Linked DNA regions of Homo sapiens: region 2 is linked to region 1. A link is an interaction called in ENCODE POLR2A ChIA-PET data of the cell type or tissue named here. Cell type or tissue: CD4-positive, alpha-beta T cell. All regions are shown on one strand. Each heading gives the region's core, and the rest is flanking DNA. Links, peaks and the distances in the headings are about the cores only. Region 1 has its middle 13 kb from the start of STAC2. Region 2 overlaps PLXDC1 (plexin domain containing 1).

Evidence for each region. ChIA-PET counts read pairs that join two places held together with the same protein. Peaks named below come from ENCODE experiments on the same cell type or tissue, not always from the same donor. Only the 100,000 strongest peaks of a DNase experiment are listed, where the experiment ranks them.
Region 2: POLR2A ChIA-PET joins it to region 1 with 6 read pairs; 3 of 35 experiments call an interaction of 5 or more read pairs at or near these places.

The regions. Positions count from the first base shown.
Region 1 is chr17:39,237,047-39,240,061 of GRCh38, reverse strand. It overlaps the pseudogene LOC101929578. Among named protein-coding and RNA genes, the nearest start is that of STAC2, 13 kb to the right of the region's middle. In CD4-positive, alpha-beta T cell, for the core only: a CTCF peak has its summit at 300 (motif pointing right); DNase peaks (open chromatin) are centred at 281 and 1,291; H3K4me3 peaks cover 983 bases; H3K27ac peaks cover 1,864 bases.
Region 2 is chr17:39,090,941-39,093,660 of GRCh38, reverse strand. The region is part of intron 7 of PLXDC1 (plexin domain containing 1); the gene reads left to right. It also overlaps the pseudogene RDM1P5. Among named protein-coding and RNA genes, the nearest start is that of PLXDC1, 59 kb to the left of the region's middle. RefSeq lists an enhancer at 588-657. In CD4-positive, alpha-beta T cell, for the core only: CTCF peaks have their summits at 1,031 and 1,232; DNase peaks (open chromatin) are centred at 650 and 1,170; H3K4me3 peaks cover 930 bases; H3K27ac peaks cover 2,350 bases.

The DNA.
Region 1 (3,015 bases), core at 235-2,734:
TGAGTTGTGAGAGCAGCACTTGGGGTTCTATCACTCCCACGGACAGTGGCACATCTGCAGGCACAGGGTGGCAAGCAGGGAGCCAGGCTCAGCCTTCCCAGTCCACAAGGACTCCTGAGCCAGAGCTCAGGCTCGAAGGGCCCCCGGCCTTTCCCCACTCATCGATGTCCAGGATGCGGTCCCTGGGCCCGGCTCCACCTCCACCCAGCCAGCTGCCGCTGCTGCTCTGTGTACTGCAGGTGCGGGTCGTGGAACATCACCTGCACCACACTCTGCAGCCACAGGAGGGCGTGGCGCACAGTCAGAGGACGCCAGCATTGAGGACCCAGTTTTCACACCTGTGTAGGCTGACCTTCCCACACCTCCCTTCCTACCCCAGGAGGCATTAGGACTTAGAATCACCAATGCGTGTTCAAATGCCCATCTGCCACTCACGACTGTGAACCAGAGAAGTAATCTAGAGACCCTGAGCCTCAGTTTCCTCATCTGTAAAAAGGGGGAGTTAATGCCTTCCCACCCTAGGCACGCCACCCATTTCTTTGCAACATGTCACTGTTGGTCATTTCACAGAATATGTGTAATTACTTGTTTGTCTTAGTAGAATGCAAGCCTCCTGAGGAAGGGAGCCACATCTGTCTCATTACTGATGAATCCCTAGCTCATGGAACATTTTCTGGCATAGAATGGGGGCTAAATAGGTAATTTTTTGAGAAAAGGTCATGTGTGTGAATAACACTGTGTAAATATATTTCTAATTTTATTTTTATTATTATTATTTTTTTGAGACAGAGTCTGCTTTGTTGCTCAGGCTGGAGTGTAGTGGTGCGATCTTTGCTCACTGCACCCTCTGCTTCCTGGGTTCAAGCCATTCTCATGCCTCAGCCTCCCGAGTACCTGGGATTACAGGTGTGCACCACCATGCCCAGGTAATTTTTGCATTTTTAGTAGAGACGGGGTTTCACCATGGCTGGTCTTGAACTCCTGACCTCAGGTGATGCGCCCGCCTCAGCCTCCCAAAGTGCTGGGATTACAGGCGTGAGCCACTGTGGCCAGCCTACACTGTGTAAATGTGTTTCTAAATCTCAGTTCTGCTACTTGCTGGCTCTGTGTCCTTGAGAAAACACTTAACTTCTCTGTGCCTGTTTCTTCAATTCTTGCCCACCACGGAGCTGTTGTGAGGGTCCAATTAAATGACGGACGTGAGAGGGTTCTCCGTGACGATGATATCACTGTGATGACATTGGCTTCTTGCCCAGAGAAACAGTCATACCCAGCCTTTGCCACTTCCGGGGAGGAGTGTACCCACCTTCAGCAGCTGGGGGCACTGGGTGGCATCACACGGCTTGGAGCTGCAGAGCATCCGGACCTCATAGGACTGGCGTGGGAGGGATTAAGGGGTTGCGTGAGCCCCACTCTGAGGGGCAGAGTGGCACCTACCACCTCCAGCTCACCCTGAGCCCAGCTTCCCGAGCTCACTGCCCACTAGCTCCTCCCCTCTCCCAGGCCTAGCATACCCTGGTTCAGGTAGGTGAGGGTCTCCTCCTGCTGCTTCACGGCTGGCGAGGTGGCTGCACAGAGCACGTACTAGAACATGGGGCAGGGCAGCTCCGTGCCAGGGATGTTGGGCAGCTCCTCCTGCTTCAAGTAGGGCAAGGGCAGGGGCTCCCTGCCAGGAAGAGGAGGGCTCTGCCAGCTTTCTGCCCTGTCCATCCCCTTTTCTAAAGGTCTTTGACTCTCTATGCCAGACCTTCCCTCTGGGGAACCCACAGTTTCCTGTAGCAGGTCCCCAAGCTGCAGCCAGGGCCAAAGGGACCCCCATTCAGCTCCTCAGGCCTCCAGGAGGCCTCCCTGAAGGTGCTGATCTCAGATTTGTGGCTGTTCTACTCAACAGCTGCCATCAATTACTTGTCTTTGCAACCTCAAAGCTTGCCTGATACTGAGTAAATTCCCAACAAAAATGTCCTAAGTGGGATCAGGGTGTTTTTGAGATGTCCCAGGACACACTGAACTCCAGGTACATTTGACCACTTCCCCATCTCCAGAGGAGCCCGGGAATGGGAGCCCCACTTCCCTCAGCTTGAAATGGATGATGTCCACTCCAACTTCAGACCAGCACTTTCCCCGGGACCTGGGGGATCCAGCCCTTACCTGAGCAGGCTGCTGGGGGGCCCAGGGTATAGGTCCCCAGGACTGGGCCATAGATGCTCCGGCTGGTTGTGCCAAAACAGCATCTTGGAGAGGGGGCAGGGCCGGCTGTGAAACAGCTCAGCGTGGGGTTGGGCTGCACCCACTGGCCCCTCACCTGGGGCCTCTACCTTTATACACAGAAGCACACCCGCAAAAGGGTGGGGCGGGGCCTGGGCCTCTTATTGGCTGAGCACCCAGGGCTCTAGCACACTCCGGACCTGTGGGGGCAGCCCAGGTTGGGGGGAATCAAGATCTGGGTCCCAAGGGCTCCCCAGCAATCATTAACTTGAAGGGGAGGGTACAGCAAAACAAAGTCACAAGGATGGATGTCCAGTCCTCTACTGGTCCCCAAGAGGCCCAGGGGCAATGAGGGGCACCCTCAGGTTTCAAGATTGGCCCCAGATCCATAAGCCACACAGAATCCTGGAGACCCCTGGGATCGGCCCCTCCCCTGACGCCACGGGAGAAGCCTGTCCACTCTAGGGGACAGGACAGGCAGACACAGCGTCACAGGGACCTGCAAAAGGGCCTCTGATGCCCACTGCCCTCCCTCCCTCCTCTGCCTGACCACACACACACACACACACACACACACATACGCACACATGCACTGGTGGCAGGACACCTGTCCTTTAGCTGGGGGCTACCTAGCTAGGGGACTGGAGTTTACAGAACACAGCCCAGCTTGTTGTGGAAACACTCCAGGGGGTGGCGCTTCCAGGAGAGGGAGGTTTGCCCAGGAGGGCTCCCCATTAGAGCAGCCCAGGAGCTCCAGTGGGGCTGGTCCTTTTGCCCCTTCCTTGCCCTGGGGCTTGGAGCAGGCCATGT
Region 2 (2,720 bases), core at 1-2,500, 150 kb after region 1:
CACTGCAGCCTCTGCCTCCCGGGTTCCAGCGATTCCCCTACCTCAGCCACCCGGGTAGCTGGGATTACAGGCGCGTGCCACCATGCCTGGCTAATTTTTGTATTTTTATAGAGATGAGGTTTCACCATGTTGGCCAGGCTGGTCTCAAACTCCTGACTTCAGGTGACCCGCCCACTTTGACCTCCCAAAGTGCTGGGATTACAGGCATGAGCCACTGTGCCCGTAATTTTTAAATAAATGTTTTTATTTTTAAATAAACAACTGGGCTCGGTAAATTGTAAAGAGATGTGGCCTGACGCAGTGGCTCGCGCCTGTAACCCCAGCACTTTGGGAATTGGAGGCGGGAGGATTGCTTGAGGCCAGGAGTTTGGGACCAGCCTGGGCAACATAGGGAGACCCTGTCTCTACCAAAGAATAAAAAAAAATTACCAGGGCATGAGCCTTTGGTGGGGGAGGTGGAGCTGGGGGCAGGGACTGAAGTGGGAGAATCACTTGAGCCCACGAAGCCAAGGCTGCAGTGAGCCGTGATTGCACCACGGCACTCCAGCCTGGCAACAGAGTGAGACCCTGTCTCGAACAAAACAAAACAAAACAAAAAAGAAAGAAATGTAAATGTTTCCCTTTGACTCTTTTAGAAACACAAATCAGGAAGCTCTCAGCAGGGGTGTGCTGGAGATCATGTATGCAGCTGGGTGAGAGGCAACTGAACATGTCTCTTCCTAACTCCATGTTCAGTAACTTTTTTGAAAGGGTAGCTGGAAGTCAGCTACCGTGGAAGTATTTACACCACAGAAATTGGCAACAACGGCAATTCAGGACTCCTCTGCCCCTACCTGCACCCCAGCCCCCAGGCAGTTGTTAAATATTTATCTGCACTCACAACTTTGGTGACTTTCTGGAGCCACAGTGGCTTCCAGCCCTGAGGTTTTTTAAAAGTCTAGCCTCTGATTTTAAAACAAAGACTGTGTGGCTTTGGGCAAATAACGTCCCCTCTCCGATCTCACTTTTCTCCTTTGTAAAGTGGGGAGAGCAGCGATGTCTGTCTGTGCACCTCAGGAAGTTGTAAGGGGAAATGAGATGGTGCAGCTCCAGGGAACCTGCAAGGCTGCGAGCTAACAGAGTGCTCTGCACTCAGCACAGCCCCTGCACAGAGCAGGTGTCTGCACCGACATGCTGAAGGAGTCAACAAATGTGCTGCATGGTGGCGCTGTGCTCTTGTAGTTTTCTCGTTTAAGTAGATGTTTTCCGTCTACTTAATGGCTAGGCTTGGTAAATTGTAAAGAGATGTGGCCTGTGTGGTGGCTCATGTCTAGAACCTCAGCGCTTTGGGAGGCTGAGGCAGGCAGATTGCTTGAGCCCGGGAGTTGGAGACCAGCCTGGGTAGTACAGGGAGACCCATCTCTACTAAAAATACAAAAATTAGCCAGGCATGATGGGGTGTGCCTGTAATACCAGCTACTTGGGAGGCTGAGGCAGGATTACTGAGCCTGGGAGGTCAAGGCTGCAGTGAACTGTGATTGCGCCATTACACTCCAGCCTGGGTGACAGAGCGAGACCCTGTCTCTAAATAAATAAATAAATGAAAAAGTAAAGTGCTATACAAAGTTGTATCTGTCTATGGGTTAATCTGTCTGAACCTCAGTTTCCCCACTTATGAATGAATGGCAAGACAACTTGATTTTTTTTTTTTTTTTTTTTTTTTGAGATAGAGTCTCACTCTGTTGCCCAGGCTGGAGTGCAGTGGTGCAGTCTCAGCTCACTGCAGCCTCCACCTCCCGGGTTCAAGCAATTCTCCCGCCTTAGCCTCCCAAGTAGCTGGGATTACAGGTGCTCACCACCACGCCTGGCTAATTTTTTAAATTTTTAGTAGAGACGGGGTTTCACCATGTTGGCCAGACTGGTTGCAAACTCCTGACCTCAAGTGATCCACCTACCTCGGCCTCCCAAAATGCTGAGATTACAGGTGTACAGCCAACTTGACTTCTTAACTCCCTTGCTCTCTCAACCTGATATGTCTGAGTCTCTGCAGCTGTAGCTCATCTCCTCTCTCATAAAGCCCACACCTGCGCAGTGCTCGCCTTGGGGACCACCTGGACTCCTCATCCCACCCACTCTGTCCAGCTGCTTTCCTGAGGAGGAGCAAGTTCCCTGATCTGCCTGGGATGGAAGGAAGGGAGGGAGACGTGGGAGGAGGCCTGGATCTCATTCTAAACCATCCGGCTCCAGTGCAGGAGTCGGGCGAAGGAAGGAGCTGCAGGGCTGGAGCTGTCATCCTCCTGGTAGGAAAGGAAGACCAAGGCTAAAGTCCTCTCCACTGCCTCTCCCCATGGGAGTCAGTGGGTGTGTGTTGCGGGGAGATGGATTCCAAGATAAGTACTCTCTGAGCAGCCCTCAGAGGGGGCGTGGGAAATTCACCTCAGTCTCCAGGGTCCCCAGTCCATTCACCACCTGAGCACTGCCGTCCCCCACTGCTCCCATGACCTCATTCTCCAGTGGTGGCAAAAGCAAGAAACAGTAATCAGGAAGAAACAAGGGGAAGCTAGGGTGGGGGCAGTGGCATCCACAGCAGGAGAAGCAGGCAGCCTGGACTGTGGGGGCAGCAGAAGAGAGGAGAGGCCTGCAGGATGACGGGTGGGAACAGGGCGTCTGGAGTGCCAGCACAGTACCGCGGTCAGGCCGCCTCTGTGGGCCTCCTCTCTCTCCACAGCAGCGGGGAACTG